2 separate regions of the Homo sapiens genome follow, and region 1 is linked to region 2. A link is a loop called in an ENCODE intact Hi-C map of the cell type or tissue named here. Cell type or tissue: heart left ventricle. All regions are shown on one strand. Links, peaks and the distances in the headings refer to the core of each region. The heading gives the core; the rest is flanking DNA. Region 1 overlaps LINC01882 (long intergenic non-protein coding RNA 1882). Region 2 overlaps LOC124904254 (a long non-coding RNA gene).

What was found. Hi-C counts contacts between places; a loop is a spot of excess contacts. Peaks named below come from ENCODE experiments on the same cell type or tissue, not always from the same donor. Only the 100,000 strongest peaks of a DNase experiment are listed, where the experiment ranks them.
Region 1: it touches region 2 in a loop (5-fold over the local background); 28 of 110 quality-filtered maps call a loop at or near these places.

What each region holds. Positions count from the first base shown.
Region 1 is chr18:12,733,038-12,744,449 of GRCh38, forward strand. LINC01882 (long intergenic non-protein coding RNA 1882) reads right to left here. Exons shown (of 2, transcript NR_110763.1): 2 at 6,449-6,893. Among named protein-coding and RNA genes, the nearest start is that of LINC01882, 11 kb to the right of the region's middle. RefSeq lists a silencer at 1,295-1,461. In heart left ventricle, for the core only: no CTCF peak of the experiment used is centred there; a DNase peak (open chromatin) is centred at 5,208.
Region 2 is chr18:13,153,724-13,165,135 of GRCh38, forward strand. LOC124904254 (a long non-coding RNA gene) reads right to left here. Exons shown (of 2, transcript XR_007066299.1): 2 at 10,216-11,085. Among named protein-coding and RNA genes, the nearest start is that of LDLRAD4, 59 kb to the right of the region's middle. In heart left ventricle, for the core only: a CTCF peak has its summit at 5,967 (motif pointing left); no DNase peak of the experiment used is centred there.

The DNA.
Region 1 (11,412 bases), core at 1,483-9,482, 420 kb before region 2:
ACTCCAGCCTGGTGACAGAGCGAGACTCCGTCTCAAAAAACAAAAAAAAACAAAAAAAAAAGAGAGAATAAAATAGTAATAAACTAAACCAAGGAGGCAAAAGAGTTATATAATGAAAATGATAAGACATTGCTGAAAGAGATTAAAGAAGACACAAATAAATAGAAATACATCTCATGTTCATGGATTGGAAGACTTAGTATTGATAAGCTGTCCATACTACCTGAAGCAGTCTACAGATTCAACGCAATCTGTATCAAAATCTCAATGGCTTTTTTTTTTGCAGACACAGAAAAAAAATCCTAAATTCATATTGAATCTAAAAGGACCCCAAATAACCTTGAAAAAGAACAAAGCTGGAGACCTCACGCTTCCTGATTTCAAAGCATATTACAATGTTAGAGTAATTGAAACAATATGGTACTGGCATAAAGACAGACATATAGACCAATGGAACAAAATACAGAGCCCAGAACAAAATACAAGGCATATTACAAAGCTATAGTAATTGAAACAATATGGAATTGGCATAAAGACAGACATATAGACCAATGGAACAAAATACAGAGCCCAGAAATAAACCCTCATGTTTACTGTCAAAGATCTTCAACTAAGATGCCAAGACTACACAATGAAGAAAGGATAGCTCTTCAACAAATGATGCCGCGAAAATTGCATATCCACGTAGGAAAGAAAAAAATGGGCCCTTAATCTACATCATATACAAAAATTAATTCAAAATGAATTAAAGACCTAAACCTAAGACCTGAAACTACGAAACTAAAAGAAAACATAGGGGAGAAACTTCATAACATTAGGAGAAGGGCAATGATTTCTTGGCTATGACACCAAAGGCACAGGTAACAAAATATAAAATAGACAAATGGGACTACATCAAAAACTTCTGCACAGCAAAGAAAACAACACAGTGAAAAAGAAACCTACAGAATGGGAGAAAATACTTGAAAATCATTTATCTGATAAAGGGCTAACATCCAGAATATATATTTTTAAATGTTCAAGGGATACCTCGTTTACCCTGATATTATTATTATACATTATATTCTCGTATCAAAATGCGAGTATCATATATATATATATATATATATATATATATATATATATATATATGCCTACTATGTACCCATAAAAATTAAAAATTTTTTAAAAATGGGCTGGGCGGGGTGTCTCACACCTGTAATCCCAGCACTTTGGGAGGCCGAGGCAGGCGGATCACCTGAGGTCAGGAGTTCAAGACCAGCCTGGCCAACATGGCAAAACCCTGTATTTACTGAAAATACAAAACTTAGCAGGGCATGGTGGCACGTGCTTGTAATCCAAGCTACTTGGGAGGCTGAGGCACGAGGACTGCTTGAACCCAGGAGGTGGATGTTGCAATGAGCTGAGATCATGCCACTGTACTCCCGCCTGGGCAGCAGCATGAGGCTCCATCTGAAAATAAATAAATAAAACTAGGCCAGGAACGGTGACTCATGCCTGTAATCCCAGCACTTTGGGAGGCCGAGGCGGGCGGATCACCTGAGGTCAGGAGTTCGAGACCAGCCCGGCCAATATGGCGAAGCCCCGTTTCTACTAAAAGTACAAAAATTAGCTGGACGTGGTCGTGGGCGCCTATAATCCCAGCTACTCAGGAGGCTGAGGCAGGAGAATCATTTGAACCCAAGAGGTGGAGGTTGCAGTGAGCTGAGATCACACCACTGCACTCCAGCTTGGGCAGCAGAGCGAGACTCTGTCTCAAAATTAAATAAATAAATAAACAAAAATAAAAATATGGGCAAAGAATAGACATTTCTTCAATGAAGATATACAAGTGAGCAAGTGTATGAAAAGGTGCTCAACATCTCTAATCATCAGAGAAATGCAAACTAAAACCACATGTAGTCTGTAATCCCAGCATTTTGGGAGGCCGAGGCGGGAGGATTACAGGAATTCAAGACCAGGCTGGCCAACATGGTGAAACCCCATCTCTACTAAAAACACAAAAATTAACTAGGCGTGGTGGCATACCCCTGTAGTCCCAGCTACTTGGGCGGCTGGGGCAGAAGAATCACTTGAGCCTGGAGGCGGAGGTTGCAGTGAGCTGAGATTGCACCACTGCACTCCAGCCTGGGTGACAGAATGAGACTCCATCTCACAAAACAAAACAAAACAAAACAGGCCGGCACAGTGCCTCATGCCTGTAATCCCAGCACTGTGGGAGGCCAAGGTGGGCAGATCACCTGAGGTTAGGAGTTCGAGAGCAGCCTGGCCAACATAATAAAACCCCGTCTCTACTTAAAAAATGCACAAATTAGCTGGGCATGGTGGTGTGCACCTGTAATCCTAGTTACTCAGGAGGCTGGAGAATCACTTGAACCCGGGAGGTGGAGGTTGCAGTGAGCCGAGATCGCACCACTACACTCCAGCCTGGGCAACCGAGTGAGACTCCATCTCAAAAACAAAACAAAACAAACCACGTGAGGTATCACCTCATACCCATTAGGTTGGCCATTATTAAAAGAAAAAAATACAAGCATTGATGAAGACGTGGAGAAACTTGAACTCTTGGACACTTTTGGTGGGACTGTAAAATGGTGCACTTGCTATGGACAACAATATGGAGGTTCCTCAAAGAATTAAAATAGACATAATATAACCCAGCAATCCTACTTCTGGGGTATATGTCCAAAAGAAGCAGAATCAGGATCTCAAAGAGTTATTTGTGCACCATGTTCATTACAGTGTTATTCATAATAGCCAAGATGTAGAAGCAGCCTAAATGCCCAGGGACAGATGAATGGATAAAGAAAAGGTGGTATAACAGGTAATGGAATATTATTCAGCCTTAACAGGATGTAAATCCTGGCATATGTTATAATACGGATGAACCTTGAGGACTGTCTTAGTCCATTCAGGCTGCTATAGCAAAATACCATAAACAGGCTGGCTTATAAACAACAAAAATTTATTTCTCACAGTTCTAGAAGCTGGACCTTCAAGTTCAAGGCAGATGTGGTGTCTGTAAAGAGCCAGGCTTTCTGGCTAATAGACGGCACCTTCTCGCTGTTCCTCACATAGAAGGGGAAAGGAGTCTCTCTTGGGACTCTTTTACAAAGGCACCAATCCCAGTCATGAGGACTGCACCCCCATGACTGACCTGATCACCTTTCAAAGACCCCACCTCCTAACACCATCAACTTGGAAGGCAGTGTTTCAACAAAGGATTTCAACATAGGAATTTGGAGAGGGGACACAGACACTCAGACCATACCGTCAGGAGAAATCAAATCTTTGAACCTAAAAGATTTGGTAGCTACACCAAAAATAATGTGGTTTACTCTTAGCTTTCGTCTTCCCTTTCTTTAGGAGGTATTTTCAGTTCCCTGCGGCATATATAAAGGTACTAATGTGTGGGAATAGGGAGGAGATGACCCTAAGCCAGCCTGGCTGTTCCAGTGTGAGGAGGTGATGTCCAAGTGCAGTAAGAGTTAACAAATTGAGGGTGGGGAAGCGGGTACCGGGCAGAGAGAACCACTTGGACGGAGGCAGGGGGCCGAGAAGCAGTGCGGTGGGGTGGATGCTCAGGAGTGCGTCTCACCACTGCCTTCATCTTTGCACCCCACTGCCTAACAGCATTTGCTGAGTAAATGTCTGCTCAATGAGTAAACAATAATATATGCAGAGATTTTCATCTGAAAGAGCCCAGTGAAAATGAACAATGAGCAGAACATATTGGGCACACGGGGGTGCATTATCATTATGTGTGTGTGTTTTAATTGTGGTTGCAGGGAGTAGAAACCAGATCACTAAAATTGCTCTGCGCGTGAGGAAGGAAGGATTTCTTTGTGGCCTCTAAGGAGGACAGGAGGAATCCGGCCATTAAGACAGACTTAGCTTTGTGCTGGCGCTGCAGGGTACAGCAGAGGCCTGGGACAGGACAGCTGAGGGATGGGTAAGGCCAAAACTTCTAAATTGCACCCTTTCTCCCCGGGTTTGTACCGTGTACACAGGGACCTCTACTAACTCCTCCATCACCCTGGCCACGTGGCCATGCTAACAAACCTTGGTAACGTTTTTGTTTTCCAATTCCAAATGGTGGTTGCACTTGACACATTCAGATCTTTGATTAATTCTCAAACACTCCAAATATTTTCAAAAGGTCTAGATTTAGTTATTGATGTTAACAAATCTGCCAGGCCTGGGTAAATTTTCTTTTGCTTTTCAAAAAAAAAAATAAGGTTTCTTTATTGTCTTGGATGCAAATATAGTTTTAAAATGCACTGTGGTGTTGAATACAGCTGATGGAAACGTGCTTCTTGACGGCAGAGCATCAGAGGGGTGTACTCAGGGTGACATGGGCCGCAGGGGGCCTCTGGCCAAACCAGATTCTTCTCCAGTTTGTTCTTCAGACCACGAGGTGGAACCGTCTCCTCAAAGGAGCCCTGCCACAATCACCAAAGCTCACACCAGAAAAAAACACCATTTACACAATAAACTGAACCTGAACAAGAAACAGAACATGGTGCTTCCGCCGTGAACAAAATCCGCAAGCGAACCCGCTTTCCTTTCCCGGGCTGTTCGAAAAAGATACAGCTAGAGAAATGGGGGCACTGTGGGCGGCCTGTGGGGGACGGGCTGGAGCTGCGGGGCCCGGGCTGAGCCCTTCCAGCCTTTTAACTGCAGGATGTAAAATCTAAGGAAATGTATAGAACTTCAGTTTCTCCCAACCGTCCACAACCTCAACTCTTGAGACCACCAAATGTCTGTTAGGAAACGCAGAAGAGAGTCCTTCAAATGAGCTACACCCAGGTTCAGAGCGCAGAACCAACAGTGTGACTGGGGCATGGAGGTAAATTCTAACACATAATTGGAGGGGAATTTCACAAAAACAAAATCCTGTGAAGTAAACACGCACATGCAAGCTTGTGCAAGTGCGCACGCGCGTACACACACACACACACACACACACACACACACACACGCAAACACAGTCAACATTCAACGTGAAGAGTTCCCTTTTCTTTCTTGAAGGTTGATTTTTACAAGCTCCGACAAGGAAAGAGTCCCATGCGGTGGCCGGTGGGGCCAAGACCTCAGGATGAAAAGGCCGCAGCTGCTCTGCCCTCACCCACTCTGGAGGCCAGCCCTGGTAGAAGCATGGGGGTGGGGGTCCTAAAACACTTCGTCAGCGTTCCTGGAGCCTCCGCCAAGCTTCCCACGTGCCCCGTGTGTGTCCCTCACATCACAAAAACCTGTCCAGCCGCCCAAGGGCCTGGGTAAATTTTCATATGACTTTGGAGGCAAGGGACGGACGTGTGGCAATGATGCTATTAGGAATGAATGGGGGCCCCAGGCGAGGCTTCCTCATCCCCTACAACCCTCTACCGAGGTCATCTAGGTAGCCACACCTCAGGACAGGGGCCCATCTTGATGGAACAGCTGCCTCTGCTTGCTGGAAAACACAGCAGGCAGGCCGTGTCCTCCCTCCTGAGTCCTAAGGTGTTTACTGGGCACTGTGATTTCCAGTCATGCTGGGAACACTCAGGCCTGCAGGACAGCCCTGTGCAGATACCCAGGCATTGTTAACACAAGAGAATTCCACATCCATGCTGACCCTGTCTGCCCGAGGAGAGCCATCTTGTGCACACACAAAGCAGGCAGCTGTGTTTTCCATGTGGACCGTGTGAGAACTGGAATGAGAACTAAATTTAAACCATTCTTATTGGTCCCAGGCTTATTATACAATATATTCATTTCAATTGTCCTGAATACATACTTTTGTTTTTTTCCTGAGATGGGGTCTCACTCTGTCACCCAGGCCGGAGTGCAGGATGCCTCAGCATCCTGAGTAGCTGGGATTACAGGCGCCCGCCAGCACGCCTGGCTAAGTTTGTATTTTTAGTAGAGACAGGGTTTCACCATGTTGGCCAGGCTGGTCTCGAACTCCCGGCCTCAAGCAATCTGCCCGCCTTGGCCCCCTAAAGTGCTGGGATTACAGGTGTGAGCCACCTCGCCTGGTCCTGAGTGCATATTTTAGAGAATAAAATCACCCAACTGCCCAGCAGATACATGAGGATGAGTGAGGTTAAAGAGGACACAAGCTGTTTCTTAGATATTAATGTCAAATAAAAGGTTAGTTATCGGCTGGGCGCAGTGGCTCACGCCTATAATCCCAGCACTTTGGGAGGCCGAGGCGGGTGGATCACCTGAGGTCAGGAGTTCAAGACCAGCCTGGCCAACATGGTGAAACCCCATCTCTACTAAAAATACAAAAATTAGCCGGGCGTGGTGGCGGGTGCCTGTCATCCCAGCTACTCGAGAGGCTGAGGCAGGAGAATCTCTTGAACCTGGGTGGCGGAGGTTGCAGTGAGCCGAGATGGAGCCACTGCACTTCAACCTGGGCGATAGAGCGAGACTTTGTCTCAAACAAACAAACAAAAAAAGCTCCTGGATTCACATAACTAGAATCCTTTATTTCCCTAGAATAGATGGCCTGCATTCCATTTTTAGGAGAAAGACAGAAGAAACAGTTGTCAGAGATTTAGTTAAGGCAACCCTGCCTTAACTGTCCTGGAGTCCGTGTGGGAACAGCTCGGGCTCCAGGCCTTCAGCACTTCACTTCGTTTGCTCTGTGGAGAGAACTAAAGATTGGACTGAAGAGCCTCTTCCAGAATATTCAATTCTTAAAAACAAAGTCTGACTATCTTCAGCATACTCTACTTAATTTGTCAGGATGGCTTTCAGAAAATTCTTCAAAAACAAGAGCATTCTCTTATTAGTATTGGATGAGTCCTCGGGAATGAGTGTTCGTGGGGGACTGATCTGAGGAGAACAGGCTGCCTACTTGGCCTTTCATTGTACTTCCCCAGCCGTGTGTCCATCTTCCTGCATTCCTAAAAAGAGAAAGGGATGATTTCAGATCTAAACTGTGCACTTTTTCTTTTTAATTTTACAATTTGCATACCATAAATTTATCATTTGTAAATACAAAACTCAGTGGTTTTGTTTTAGTATATTCAGAGTTGTGCAACCATTACCACAATCAATTTTATATTTTTTATCTCAGAAAAAAAAAACCAAAACTCCTTACTCATTAACCTGGTAAACTTCATTTATTTATTTATTTTGAGATGGAGTCTCGCTCTGTTGCTCAGGCTGGAGTGCAGTGGCGTGATCTCGGCTCACTGCAACCTCCACCTCCTGGGTTCAAGTGATTCTCCTGCCTCAGCCTCCTGAGTAGCTGGGATTACAGGCATGCACCACCACGCCTGGCTAATTTTTGTATTTTTAGTAGAGACGGGGTTTCACCATGTTGGCCAGCCTGGTCTCAAACTTCTGACCTCAAGTGATCTGCTGGGCTTGGCCTCCCAAAGTGCTGGGATTACAGGCGTGAGCCACCACACCTGGCCTAGCTTGTAAACTTTATAAGCTGTTATAAAACTCTTCTCCCCTCCCCAACCCCTGCCAACAACAAATCTACTCTCTGACACCATGTATTTGCTTATTCTGAGCAATTCATAGAAAAGAAGTGATGGAATATGTGGCTTTTTGTGGCTGGCTTCTTTCACTGAGCGCATTTTCAAGTTCCATCCATGTCGTAGCCCATGTCAGCACTTCATTCCTCTTTTCTGCCAAAGAATATTCCATTTATGGATATAGCATAATTTGTTTATCCATTCTTCAGCTGATGGACATTTGAGTTGTTTCTACTTTTTAGCTATTATGAATAAGGCTGCTATGAACATTTCTGTCTATGTTCTTATGTGACCATATGCTTTTATTTGTCTTAGATGCTATATTAGGCTGGGCTCTCCAGAGAACAAAAACAGGACTTACAGGACACACACACACACACACACACAGAGTATATACACACACATACATATAGGTGCATGTGTATACACATATATACAGTATACACACACATGATTTACTATCAGGAATTGGCTTGTGTGATTATGGAGGCTGAGAAGTCCAAGATCTTCAATCAGCAAACTAGAGACTCAGGAGAGCCAGTGCTGTAAGTTCTAGTCCAAGTCCATGGGCTGAAAACCAGGAGAGCCAGTGCTGTAAGTTCCAGTCTGAGTCTGATTCTTATTTTTCTTTTTTGTTTTGTTTTTTGTTTGTTTGTTTGAGACAAGGTCTCACTGTGTCACTCAGGCTGGGGCCATCACAGCTCGCTGCAGCCTCGAACTCCTGGGCTCAAGCGACCCTCCTGCCTCAGCTTCCTGAGTAACTGGGACTACACGGGTTCGCCATCACCTTTTTTGTTCTTTGCAGGCCTTCAATGGGTTGAATGAGGCCCGCTGGCTTTGGAGAAGGCAACCCGTTTTGCTCTGTGTACTGATTCAAACATGAGTCTCATCCAGAAACACCCACAAAGACAGCCAGAAACATGTTTAACCAAACATCTGGGCCCCTTGGGGCCCACGTATGTTGACACAAAATTAATCATCACAGCTACACTCCTAGGAGTGGAATTGATGGACCACATGATAACCCTATGCTTCACTTTTTGAAAACCTGCCAAACTATTTTTCTACAGTGGCGGCACCATTTGACCTTATCGCCAGCGATGCCTGAGGGCTCTAATTTCCCCATACCTTGCCATGCCATCCTGCTGGGATGTGGCATCTCTTTGTGGTGAGAAGTGGCGTCTCTTTATCTCTTTGTAATTTTGATTTACATCTTTCTAAAGACTAAGAATGTTGAGCATCTTTTCATGTGCTTGTTAGCCATTTGTATATCTTCTTTGGAGAAATGTCTATTCAGATGCTATGTTTGTTTTTTTTTTTTTTGAGACAGAGTCTCTCTCTGTCACCCAGGCTGGAGTGCAGTGGCGTGATCTCGGCTCACTGCAAGCTCTGCCTCCCAGGTTCATGCCATTCTCTTGCTTCAGCCTCCCGAGTAGCTGGGACTACAGGCGCCCGCCACGCCCGGCTATATTTTTTGTGTTTTTAGTAGAGACGGGGTTTCACCGTGTTAGCCAGGATGGTCTTGATCTCCTGATCTCGTGATCCGCCCCCCTTCGGCCTCCAAAAGTGCTGGGATTACAGGCGTGAGCCACCGCGCCCTGCCCTATGCCCATTTTTTAATTGGGTTACTTATCTTTTTACTTTTAAGTTGTAAGAATTCTTTTTACCTTCTGGATAATAGAATCTTATCAGATACATAATTTTCAAGTATTTCTCCCACTCTGTGGCTTGTCTTTTTATTTTCTTGATAGTATCCTTTGGTGCACAAAAGTTTAAAATCTACAATGGACCTTTTTATTATTATTATTATTATTTTCAGACAGTCTTGCTCTGTTGCCCAGGCTGTAGTGCAGTGGCACAATCTTGGCTCACTGCAGCCTCCGCCTCCCAGGTTCAAGCAATTCTCCTGCCTCAGCCTCCCGCGTAGCTGGGATTATAGGCGTCTACCATCACACCAGCTAATTTTTGTATTTTTAGTAGAGACGGGTTTCACCATGTTGGCCAGGCTGGTCTTGAACTCCTGACCTCAAATGATCTGCCTGCCTCGGCCTCCCAAAGGGTTGGGATTTCAGGCGTGAGCCACCGTGCCCAGCTACAATAGATCTTTGAGTTGAGTAATACAAGCCCTGCTTCCTTTCCCCTAAAGAAGCTTGAGTCAAACCTACATTACTCATTAATGCATTAATGTGAGCACATTCTTTTGATATTGAGTCCATAAGAGAATATGTGCCTAGGAATTCACAGAAATCTAGCAGCTTGGACTTCCCCACACTGTAGAAATGGGGTTTGAGGAACTTCATTTCAGCACAGGTCAAGGGGCTCCAAATGAGTTTGGGTTATGCCACTATTAAGGAGATATTATTCACTATTATTCATTGCAAATATTGTTTACTACTTTTATTGTAATAACACACTAGTTTAGCTAAATTTTGGATAAGATAGACTTTTGAGAAGCACAACTTAAGAAGCACATTTAAAGCATTATGCCTATGGCATGATGTTTCAAGTTCTAAATAACCACATAATAGAAACACGCAATCCACAGAGAAATTGGGAACTTCCTACATATGATTTCATTAGTTATCTCAGTAATTAGTTTGGCAGATTTTGAGTAACCAAATTTTCATCTTTGCAATATATGTTTCTTTTCTTTTCTTTTCTTTTCTTTTTTTTTGAGACACAGTTTCACTCTGTTGCCCAAGTTGGAGTGCAGTGGCGTGATCTCGGGTCACTGCAACCTCCGTCCCCTGTGTTTAAGTGATTCTCGTCACTCAGCCTCCCAAGTAAGTAGCTGGGATTACAGGTGCCCTCCACCACTCCCAGCTAATTTTGGTATTTTTAGTAGAGACGGGGTTTTGCCATGTTGGCCAGGCTGGTCTCAAACTCCTGACCTCAAGTGATCTGCCTGCCTCGGCCTCCCAAATTGCTGGGATTACAGGTGGAGCCACTGTGCCCGCCCTGCAATATTTGTTTCTTAGGGAATAAACTCTTAACTAAATAACTGTTAAAAGCAGATAATGAGTATGTTAAAAATAATAATTGAAATGAGATTCTTTTCATTGAAAGAAAATACTTTTATGTTCTAATTTTTTACCAGACTTTAAACACTTTTTCTTGATAAATAGAATCAATTTCTAATTATAAGCCTGAGGCTGGTGTGGTGGCTCACACCTGTAATCCAGTACTTTGGAAGACCAAGGTGGGAGGATCGCTTGAGACCAGAAGTCCTAGACCAGCCTGGGCAACACGGTGAGACCTATCTCTACAAAAAGTAAAATGAAATTAAAAATTAGCTGGACATGGTTGTGCATGCCTGTAATCCTTAGCTACTTGGGAGGCTGAGATGGGAGGATCACTTGAGCCCAGGAGTTCAACGTTATAGCAAGACTCTGGCTCAAAAAAAGAAAGAGAGCAAGAGAGATGCATGCATGCTTATTATAAGATATTCAGAAAATATAGTTCAAAAGAATATATAAAAATAATACAAATATCACCCATAATCCTTATAGCCAGAGTTAAAAATTGTTAACCTTCTGGTGTGATACTACCCAAACTTTTGAAAATACATATATAAATGCATATATATGCATTTTAAAAAAATTACATAGAATTGTGTATGTTGCTTTTGAAAATTATTTAATTATATAAGTGATGAATACAGTCCCACTATAAACTGCTTCCTAGCTGGTCCTTCCTACCCTATGCCCCTCCTCCTGAGTGACCCATTTCCAGTTTGCTGAACGCTCTCTGACTTTTCTGTGAATCACAGTATGAAAGAATATGGCATGTCCAGCTTCCTATTAAACCTTCCAGTAGAGGGAACTGTTTGACTATCTTCTCTTTTGATGCATAAGTTCTATTTCTTTTTTCTTTATGAAAGTCTAAGCATTTTGTATGTTATTTCCACAATGCAGAACGGTATATCAGATTATAAAGT
Region 2 (11,412 bases), core at 2,370-10,369:
AACCATCCTTGCATCTCTGGGATAGATCCCATTTGACTATGGTGAATAATCATTTTAATGTGTTGTTAAATTCAGTTTGCTAGTATTTTGTTGAAGATTTTTTTTGCCTCTATGTTCAATCAGTGATACTGACCTACCATTTTCTTTTTTTGTTGTGTCTTTGTCTGGTTTTGGTATCAGGGTAATAATGCTGGCTTCATAGAACAAGTTTGGAAGTATTCCCTGTACTTCAATTTTTTTTTAGGGGTTTGAGTAGAATTGGTTCTAGTTCTTTGTAAAACGTCTGGTAGAATTCAACAGTGAAGGCATTACATCCTGGGCTTTCTTTCTTTCTTTCTTTTTTTGAGACAGAGTCTTGCTGTGTCACCCAGGCTGGAGTGCAGTGGCGCGATCTCGGCTCACTGCAAACTCCGCCTCCTGCGTTCACGCCATTGTCTTGCCTCAGCCTCCTGAGTAGCTGGGACTACAGGTGCCCACCACCACGCCCAGCTAATTTTTTTTTTTTTTTTGTATTTTTTTTCAGTAGAGACGGGGTTTCACTGTGTTAGCCAGGATGGTCTTGATCTCCTGACCTCATGATCCATGCACCTTGGCCTCCCAAAGTGCTGGGATTACAGGCGTAAGCCACCACACCCGGCCACTTTCTTTCTTTTTTTAACAGAAACCTTTTTATTATGGCTTCAATTTTGTTACTCATTATTGGTTTGTTGAAGTTTTCTATTTCTTCATGGTTCAATCTTGATGGGGTGAATGTGTCCAGGAATGTATACATTTCTTCTATGCTTTCCAATTTGTTGGCATATAGTTATTCACAATAGTCTCCAATGATTCTTTGTATTTCTGTGGCCTAGTTGTTATGTTTCCTTTTTTGTTTCTAATTTTATCTATTTGGGTCTTCTTTCATTTTCTCTTAGTCTAGCTAAAGGTTTGTCAATTTTGTTTATCTTTTCAAAAAAACCAACTTTTCATTTTGTTGATTTCTGTATTTTTTTAAGTCTCAATTTTATTTATTTTTGCTCTGATCTTTATTATTTCTTTTCTTCTACTAATTTTGGGTTTGGTTTGTTCTTGCTTTTCTAATTCCTTGAGGTGTATTTTAGGTTATTTATTTGAAGTCCCTTTCTACATTTTTGATATAGCCATTTATTGCTATAAACTTCCCTGTTACTACTGCTTCTGCCACATCCCATAGATTTTGGTATGTAGTATTTCCATTTTCATTTGTTTCAAGAAATTTTTAAATTTCCTTTTAAATTTCTTCATTAACCCATTGATCATTCAGGAGCACACTGTTTAATTTCCATGTGCTTGTGAAGTTTCTGAGGTTCCTCTTATTATTGATATCTAATGTTAGTCCATCATGGTCAGAAACACATACTTGATATGATTTCTGCATTTTTGAATTTGTTTAGACTTGTTTTGTGGCCTAAGATATGGTTTATTTTGGAGATTATTCCCATGTGCTGATGAAAAGAATGTGTATTCTGCAATAATTGGGTGAAATGTTCTGTAAATGTCAGTTAGGCTTAGTAAGTCTTGGGTATAGTTTAACTTTTTTTTTTTTTTTTGGCTTTCTGTCTGGATGATCTGTCCATTAACGAGTAGGGTATTAAAGTCCCCTACTATTATATTTCAGTCTATCTCTCCATTTAGATCTGTCAATGTTTGCTTTATATACTTGGGTGCTCTGGTATTGGGTGCATACGTATTTGTAATTGTTATATTCTCTTGCTGAATTTACTCTGTCATTAAATAGTGACCTTCTTTGTATCTTTTTACAGGCTTTGATTTGTAGTCTGAGATAAATATAACTACACCTGCTCTTTTTTAGTTTCCAGTCCCATGAAATATCTTTTTCTACCCCCTCACCGTCAATCTATGTGTCTTTATAGGTGAAGGTGGTTTCTTGTAGGCAGCATATATTTGGGTCTTGTTTCTTTATTCATTCAGCCATTTTATGCCTTTTATCTAAGAGGACTGAGTCCATTTATGTTCAGTGTGATTCATCATAAGTGAGGACTTACTACTGTCATTTTGTTCCTTGTTTTCTGGTTGTCTTGTACATCCTTTCTCCTTTTCTTCCTTTCTTACTGCCTTCTTTTGTTGTTAACTTATTTTGTCTTGTAGCATGTTTTAATTTGTTCCTTCTTATTTTTAGGAAATCTATACAGGTTGTGGATTATGGCTACCATGAAGCTTACAAAAAGCATCTTATAAGTTATTTTAAAGAGATGACAACTTATCTTAGATCACAAAGAAAAAAACAAAATAATTCTGCACTTTAACTCCACACCCCCACATTTCAACTTTTATTTGTCTCAATTTACATATTTTTACATTACCTATTTCTTAACAGGCTGCTATAACTATTATTGTTTTTGATATATTTGTCTTTTGGACTTCATGCTAGAGCTATGAGTGGATTGCACAGAACAATTCAAATATTAGGGTATACTGGGTTTGTCTGAGCTGAATACTTAATTTTACCTGTAGGCTTTATACCTTCAAATGTTTTTCATTTTTTATTTTTTCCTTTTAGCATTTTAGTATTTTTTTTTTCAGATTAAAGATCTATCTTTAGCATTTCTTGTAAGACAGGTGTCATGGTGAACTCTCAGTTTTGTTTGTCTGAAAAAGACTATCTCTTCTTCATATTTGAAGGATAACTTTGCTGGGTACAGTATTGTTGAATGGCAGGGGTTTTTTTTCTTTCATCACTTTGAAAATGTGGTCTCACTCTCTGTTGGCTTGTATGGTTTCCATTGAGAAGTCTGTTGTTGGACAAATTGTAGCTCCTTTATGTGTGATTTGCTTCTTTTCTCTTGCTGATTTTAGGACCTTCTCTTTGTTCTTGACCTTTCAGAGTTTGTCTTATTTGGGTCGAATCTGGTGATCTCTTACCTTCTTGTACCTGGTTATTTATATCTTTCTCAGGTTTTGGAAAGTTTTCTATTTTTCTTTTTGAATATGCTTTCTACCCCCCCTTACTCTTGTTCAACTCCCTCTTGAACACCAATAATTCTTAAGTTTGTTTTTTTGAAGTAATTTTCTATATCTTATAGGTAATCTTTGTTCCTTTTCACTCTTTTTTTCTCTTTTCTCCTCATACTATGTATTTTCAAATAGGCTGTCTTCAACCTCATCGATTCTTTCCTGTGCTTCATCCATTCTGCTGTTGAGAGCCTCTAATAACTTTTTCAGTTCAGCACATGTATTTCTCAGTTCTAAGAGTTATGTGTGATCTTTTTAATTATTTCAATCTTTTTATTAAATTTCTCAATTGCTTTTCTGTGTTATCATGAAGATCATTGAGTTTCCTTAAAACCGCAGTTTTGGGCTGAGCATGATGGCTCACACCTATAATCCCAGTGCTTTGAGGAGCTGAGATAGGAGACCTACTTGAGGCCAGGAGTTTGAGACCAGGCTGGCCAACATAGTGAGACCCCATTTTTACAAAAAACATAATTAAAAAAGAAATCAGCCAGGTATGGTGGCATATACCTGTAGTCCTAGCTACTTGAGAGGATTGTTTGAGTCCAAGAGTTTGAGGTTGCAGTGAACTAAGATCATGACACTGCATCCAAGCCTAGGCTTTGTCTCTAAAAACAAACAAACAAAAAACCCCTGCAGTTTTGGATTCTTAGAGAGCTCACATATTGCCATCTTATTAGGATCAGTCACTGGTTCCTTGCTTTTTCTATTTGGGGAGGTCATGGTTCCCTGTTCACAGTTGTTTCTTGTGGATGTAGTCTACATCTTTGCATTGAGGGATTAGTTATTTAAGTCTTCTTTGTCTGGCTTGTATTGGGTATGTTTCTGTAGAGCTTCTTTACCACTAGGTTGCCTGGCTCCTTTACAGCTGTAGGTGGTGCCTTAAATCCAGGTTCACCAAGCTGTAATAAATGATATGAATGCTGCCCTTCTTGAATGGGGGAGGCCCCAAAGAGGATATTCCAGCAGTATCGGAAGGCTGGCAAAGGGTTTATGCCCAGGAGACCTGTGAAATCAATCTTTTACATGTGGTGCTGCTGAACAGCCTCTCTGATTTGGTGTCTTCTTTAGCCAAGTTACAGAGCAGAGTTTCCAGGGCTGAGGATGGTTGTCCTGCCTGCCCATTTTGTCTCTGCCTGTCCCCAAGGATATTTCTCCCTTCTGGCACTCATAATGCTTTCCATGGGCTAAGGCAGGGTCAAATGTGCCAGAGAATCCAAGATGGTGGGGGACCTGGTTGTCCACCTTGATCGCAGTTTTTCCAGTGTAGAAACTGTGAGTTGGGGGAAAATATTTCCACGTGCTTGGTGATAGGCCGAATGAGGGGACGGGCATCACAGATGTGGAAGTCCAGTTCTCTTTCTGTCTGCTCAGAGTATCTTTATTTATCTGTGGCCCTGGGAACTATCTCATCTTCATTTTTGAGTTCTGAGATATTGCTGATGAGACTCTCAGTGCTGTATAGATATATTTTTCAGTTTTCTGGGGCAGGGGGTTGAGGGGAGTGAAACCAGCTTGCTTCTACACTGCCATTTTGAAACAGGAAGTTCTTGCCTTCAAGTCTGAAGACAATTTTACTGGCTGTAGTATTCTTGGTTGGCAGTTTTTTTCTTTTAGCACTCTAAATAGATCATTCTACTACTTTCTGGCCTATAATGTTTCTCCTTAGAAATTACTGATAGTCTCAAGGAAGCTCCCTTGTATATGACAAATCACTTTTTCTTGATGCTTTCAAAATTGTCTTTGTTTTTGACTTCTGACCTGTTTGGACCTGTTTATGTTCATCCAAGTTGGAGTCCTGTGAACTTCTTGAATTTGAATATCTGTTTCCTTCCTCAGATTTGGAAAGTTTTCAGCCATTGTTTTTCCAAATAAGCTCTCTGCCCCTTTCTCTCTCTTATCTCTGCCTGGGACTTTCATATGACATGTATTGGTTGGCTTGGTGGTGTTGTATCATTCCCTTAGGCTTTCTTTACTTTTCATCGTTCTTTTTCCTTTCATTTCTCTACTTTAATAATTTCAAAAAACCTGTCTTCAAGTTTGCTTATTCTTTTGTTGTTTGTTTGCTTGATCAAGTCTGCTGTTGAATCCCTGTAGTGAACTTTTCTTTTTCTTTCTTTCTTTCTTTTTTTTTTTTGGAGACAGTGTCTGGCTCTATCACTCAGGATGGACTGCAGTGGCATGATCTCAGCTCATTGCAGCCTCCACCTCCTGGGCTCAAACAATCCTCCCACCTCAGCTTCCCAAGTAGCTGGGACTCCAGGCACATGTCACCATGCCCAGCTAATTTTTGTATGTTTTTGGTAGAGATGGGGCTTCACCATGTTGCCCAGGCTGGTCTTGAACTCCTGACCTCAAGTGATCTGCCTGCTTTGGCCTCCCAAAGTGCTGGGATTATATGTTTGAGGCACTGTGCCCAGCCCCTGTAGTGAATTTTTCAATTCACTTATTGGATTCATCAGCTCCAGAATTTATGTTTAGTTCTCTCTCTCTCTTTTTTTTTTTTTTTTTTTTTTTTTTGCTGTTTTTATCTCTTTGTCGATAACCTCATTTTGTTCATGCATTGTTTTCCTGATTTAATTTAGTTGTTAATCTGTGTTCTCTTGTTGTACATTGAGTTTCTTTAAGAGAAATATTTGAAATTATTTTTGAGGTAATTCATAGACCTCTATTCATTTAGAGTCAGTTTCTGGAGATTTATTTTGTTCCTTTGATTCAACCATGTTTTCTTGCTTCTCCATGGGTCTTACTATTTTATGCCGTGATTTGTGCATTTGGAAAACCAGCCACCTATGGCAGTCTTTTAGGACTAACTTGATAAAGGGAAAACTTTCACCAATCATCTGGGTTGGAGATTCCAGAAGCCTCTCAAACCTTTGGGATGTGTTCTCTCTGGGCGTGTGCATGTCATTTCCCAGTTAGAGGGGTTTTCTGGTTTCTTTTTCTGGAGCTTGTAATCTCTTACTCCCTCTGGTGTCTGTACGAAGTATTGCAGGTTCTTTGGAGCTGCAAGAAGCCACTGAGCTCTTTTGTTCTCTGTGGCTCCCAGGATATCCAAAGTATATCAGCTCCATCAGTGATCCAATTCAAGTGAGACAAAAACCGTTGCCTCAGGCAGCCCCTGAAAATTAGACTGTTGGACACATGCTCCAGTCTTCTCTTTTTCCCTTGACGGAGAAGCTGTGAACGGGGTGCTTTCTGCTGATTGTGCTGCTTTGAGGAATGGCTTTTGGGGTTGAAATAAAATGGCTTTTGTTACCTTTTTCAAAGTGGCTGTTCTGGCTTTGAGTTTGCCTGGGGTGCTGCCACTTCTTAAATGGTTTCTGGAGTTCTCATGCAGACTTTTTGGACCATATATTGTTAAGTCAGTGTCTTGGGAGGAATGACACTTGAGGCGTCTTATTCCACCATGTTGGTGATGCCACTTCCTTGTGGTGACTTATATGACAGCAATAGAAAACAAATATGAGCGTCACAGGGAAGCAGTGAATAAAATTCACATGGTGAAGAGCTAGAGGACCACTGCTTCTAAGGAGTCATGTCCTTCGCAGGCCTGAGCCTCATCCCCTTCCTTCACTGTGAACAGAGAAATCGGCCAATTGCCAAACATACACTGAGTGTCTCTCTTGCATAAAGTGCTGCTGACCAGTGTTCTAGGGGTCCCAGTCTATGCGTTCTGGCGGTGGCACTCTTGTTGGGGATGCAAAGGGTCCCCAGTTGTTGCAGTCACTGGGTGAGAGGTGTCCCAATGTGGGGATGAAGGAAGGGCCTGTGGCCTGATGCAGGCAGGGGAGGCACCATCGGAGGGCAGGGCTTGAGCCAGCTGCTGGGGGACTCCAACAGTGCAGGAATGGGAGGAATATTCCAGGGCGGGATGCGAGAATAGGAAGTGATGTGTGTGTGTGGCAGGGGTGGTAAAATATACACCTCATACATTTACCATTCTAACCATTTGTTTTTTTGTCTTTTTTTGAGACGGAGTCTCGCTCTGTTGCCCAGGCTGGAGTGCAGTGGCAACATCTCGGCTCACTGCAAACTCCGCCTCCCGGGTTCATGCCATTCTCCTGCCTCAGCCTCCCGAGTAGCTGGGACTACAGGCGCCTGCCACCGCGCCTGGCTAATTTTTGTATTTTTAGTAGAGACGGGGTTTCACCATGTTAGCCAGGATGGTCTCGATCTCCTGACCTCGTGATCTGCCCGTCTCGGCCTCCCAAAGTGCTGGGATTATAGGTGTGAGCCACTGCGCCCAGCCCATTCTAACCATTTTTAAGTGTCCAGTTCAGTGGTGTGAAGTGAGATGTGTTTTTGAGTAGGAAGTGGTTTATTTTGGCAAGGGTAATCCAGGGTTGGCTCTTTCAATGGCTAAAGGACTAAAATCCTCTCAGAGAAAAAAGTAAAAGGGCTGCTTACCAGGCAGTAAATCCTTAAACAAGTGTGCATTGCTTACAGTATTGGCTAAGGAGATGATAATTTGACTTGAATAATCTTGCAAAGTGAGATGAGATCCCCACTTCCCAGATAAGGAAGCTGAAGGTCTGATTAAGTGACCTGCTCCAGTTGCACAGGAGGTGGGGGCATATCCAGTACCAGAGCCCAGGTCTCTACATCCTTCCTCTAGGCCTCTTTTCTCTCCCCCTTGATGGCTGGCCTGCCCCCTAGACCGACTGTTTCTTGGTCTGTGTACAAAAGTACCTTCCGAGGAGAATGCAGGGTGCCAGAGGTTAGCGGCAGGGAACAGCAGTGTTTGGACTCCAAGCTACGGGAGCCACGCATTCTGTCCTCAGGGTATCACCACCCCATTCTAGACACCAATGAGGACAGGGCTTAGCATGTCGAGACGAGGGGTTTGAATTTCATGTTTGTGTGCGTTCCGTTTGTTGGGAGGCACTGTCCCTTCAGTGTTGTCATTCATAGTGACACCCTCTGCATGGTGCTGGTTGCCAGAGGCAACCTGGAGCCCTGGAGTCAGCATGTCACCGTTGGCACATGGTGCATGGGGAATCACAGAGAGAGTGAGCTGCCTGCTGGCTCAAATACCCTGAGTCATAAAAAGGTCTCAAGAATAGATCTTGGGTGTCCGGGGGATGCGTGGCTGTTCTGTAAGAGCTGAGATGACCTCGAAGCCTTGTGAGCACGGGCTCCTTGGGACCCCTTTGTGGAACCATGCAGCGGGACGTGAAGTCAGCCTTTCCTTGGAGCCTGACCCTCTCAGCTCCAAGCAGCCTCCCCATGGCAGTGTACTCAGGTCTGTCTGTCCAGTCATAGTGGGAACCCTGGCTTTGAAGGGGGTGCAGAGTCCACGTGGCCCAGATCTCTCCCTAGGGAAATAATCCCCTCCCTGCCTCCCACGGGGGTCTTGGCCTTTGGCCAAATAGTCCCAGGAGTGAGAGACCCACTTTTGGAAGGCAAGCATTTTTTATGTTGGGTGATAGCTATTATCTATCATCACCATCCTCTTCTCCGCCTCCACCTCTTCCTCCCACCCCCCAGACAGCCAGCACCACCCCGTGCCTTGCAGCGCTGAAGGCTCTGCCTAAATCACACATCCCAGGAGGTGGAGGCAGTGGGGAGGGCTGAGGGTGGGACCTGGGTCCCCCACCTGTCGGGCTTTGTGCCCTGGCATCACTGCTATTTAAGCAGCTTTCTCCCACACGCAGACCCCATGCACCTGCCTGGAACCGAGGTCATCAGTTCCAGCTTGGTCCCCACAGCCACCAGGAATTGCAGGTGTTAAGAGAAGCCCAGAGAGAGTTAGGATTTCGTCCCAGCTTTGCCACTAACTGGTTGTAGGATCTCAGGCAAGTCACAGTACTTCTTAACAACTTCTTTTTTCCGGTTGCAAAATGACAGACTTAGACCAGATTTGATTTGTTTGTTTTTTAGCACAGTTGTGAGCATTTTCCATAGGTTGTGCTCTTTGCTGGATACCAAAATAAGAAGACAATCGAGGCAGGGGACTGAGCCACACACCATGGTTATAAGTTGGATGGGGTAAAAGCACAGCCACGGAGGCCGTGGGGTCACAAAGCCCCTTCCACAGCAGCAGCCTGGTGAGGGAGTTGGAAATGTCTGTGCCAAGGAAGGGGCACACCGGGTGGGAGGTGGGCACTACAAGCCCTGAGGCCTAAAAGTGTGTGAAGCCCCATGCCTTGTGGGAACGGAAGCGTCAGAGTCCAGCAGGAGAGAGGAAAGGCCGGGAGGCCACGTCAAGCTGGCTCTGTTGCCCAGACTGGAGTGCAGCAGTGTGATCACAGCTCACTGCAGCCTGGAACTCCTGGGCCCAAGCGATCCTCCTGCCTCAGCCTCCCGAGTATGAGAAAGGGTTTTTCTGAGGCAAGTGGCTGATCCGATTTGCCCCGTGGGGAAGCCGGCACTCTGGGAGTCCCAGCACAAACGGCAGACAGAGGGTCTGCAGGAGAGGAGCCCAATTCAAAGGAGCAGAAAATTGGATCGCCCAGATGTGTCCGGTGGGGAACACTGAAGGGCAAGGAGCCCCCTCAGGGTGTGGCCCATGTGCAACGACAGAGAATGCCAGGAAGGGTTCCTCCAGCCTTACCTCTTTGAAGACATTTGCTGAGCCCGCCCCACGCCTCCCCTCCCAGGGCTAAACATTGCCCCTGTCCCCGCTGTTTCCCATGCACATGTGGGCCCTCAGCCTGCTCTGGGCAGAGGGAGGGCCTTAGGGGCGTGGACACCCGTCCGAAGTTCCACCTTTGGTCCTCCATGAGGCAATTATCACGCCTGATCACACACAAGTTTTTCTCAAATATAACGCTATAAAAATCCAAACAATTTGGTCACACAATTTGTCCAATTATATCCTGATAAAAAAAGGACAGATTCTTATTGAATCTTTGCAATTAATGCCAATTAAAGCAAAGAACCTCAAGAAAAATACTTACAAATCCTAAGAGATGAGTAAGATATTAAAGAATGTTTTGTTTCAGCTTGCAAAAGCATAGTCTATTAAGCTAAAGGTTAAAGACAGATCCAGAAGAAGGAGAAAGGCTTCATCATATACTGATCACAAAGAAAACACAAAAAATAACAGTGGCGAAGCTCAGATTTCCTTCATGCATCCACTCAATCCCACTTCCAAAGGCTCTCAAACCCGGCCTATTATCACTTCTTGAATATCACACTAAATACTACAAGACCACTTCTGTCATTTTAACAGAGACAAGACCCAATTCTAGTCTGGCATTAATGTAATATTTGGCAGCAAACGATTCATATGCTTTTATTTTTTCTTACGAACAAACCCATTAAGTATGAACAAATTTTGCCCAAATTGTAACACATTTCATTGTTTTTTTTTTTCAGACTCATTATTTGCAGATATTTGGAATCAAGGAAAATAAGGTTTACTTTCTTTAAAACTTCCATAATTTTCTATTTTCATTCAAGTTGTATCTTTCACTACTCTCTTTCCCATTCTGGAGCAAACAAACACTTCAGACAAAACGAATCTCTTTATCCTTGGTGAACAAAAGCACATCCCATTGAATGCACGATCATATTTCTTTGCCACTATTGCTCCTAGTGTAGTCTCAGTCACTAATGTTAGTTATAAATGTTAACCCAAGCCAATAACTTCCATTTGCAGGTAGAGCTGGGAGGTGGGGATAGAGACCCATCTGTTGTCACACAAGCCATTTTAGCAGACAGCGTCTCCCCGAAGGTGGGGGCCTCTGGAAGCAATTGCTGAGATGGAGCTAGGGGTGCAGACGGTTTTTAAGGCACAAAACTTGGGCAAAGGGAGAAGTCAAGGCACAATTCAGCCCAGAGAAAGCCTTGGCCGGCCCAGCGGGGGACACCCAGGCCAGAGCTGACAGTGAGAGGTCCTGGCTGGCTGGCTGGTGGGGCTCGGTCGCAGGTGTGGCCCAGGCCATGTGGGTCTCAGGTGAGGCGGCTCCGTGCTGCTGATGAGGGCGCCGGCAGCAAGTCCTTCCTCAAAGGGGCACCTGGCCCGGCACCTCCGTGTCCACCACAGCCAGAGAAGTTCACAAACACATAGAAGAAGACCCCTTGCAACACGTACAGCAAAGTGGCAAAGCTGAACATCTGTTAACACGGCCCAAAGGTGTAGCTACACTACAGCATATAAAAATAAGAAGAAATGAGTATTTAGAGATTGTTAATTCAGTCAACATAAATCCAAGGTCTTAAGGTTATTAAGGACTTTGGAAATTATGTGTGAAATAACATACCACAGAACATAATTACTATTGGTATAACAAAGTTTGTTAGAATTTTAATTCAATTTAGTTGAACACATTTTATTTACACTTCTCTAAATCTAAAAATTTATATGGAGGTACTATTAGTTTATTTGAACAGAAACATCAATATAGGAAGTTTAGAAAGATCAAGTTATCTGGACTATGCAAGACAAAACAAGTTTACATCTGGTCAAATAAA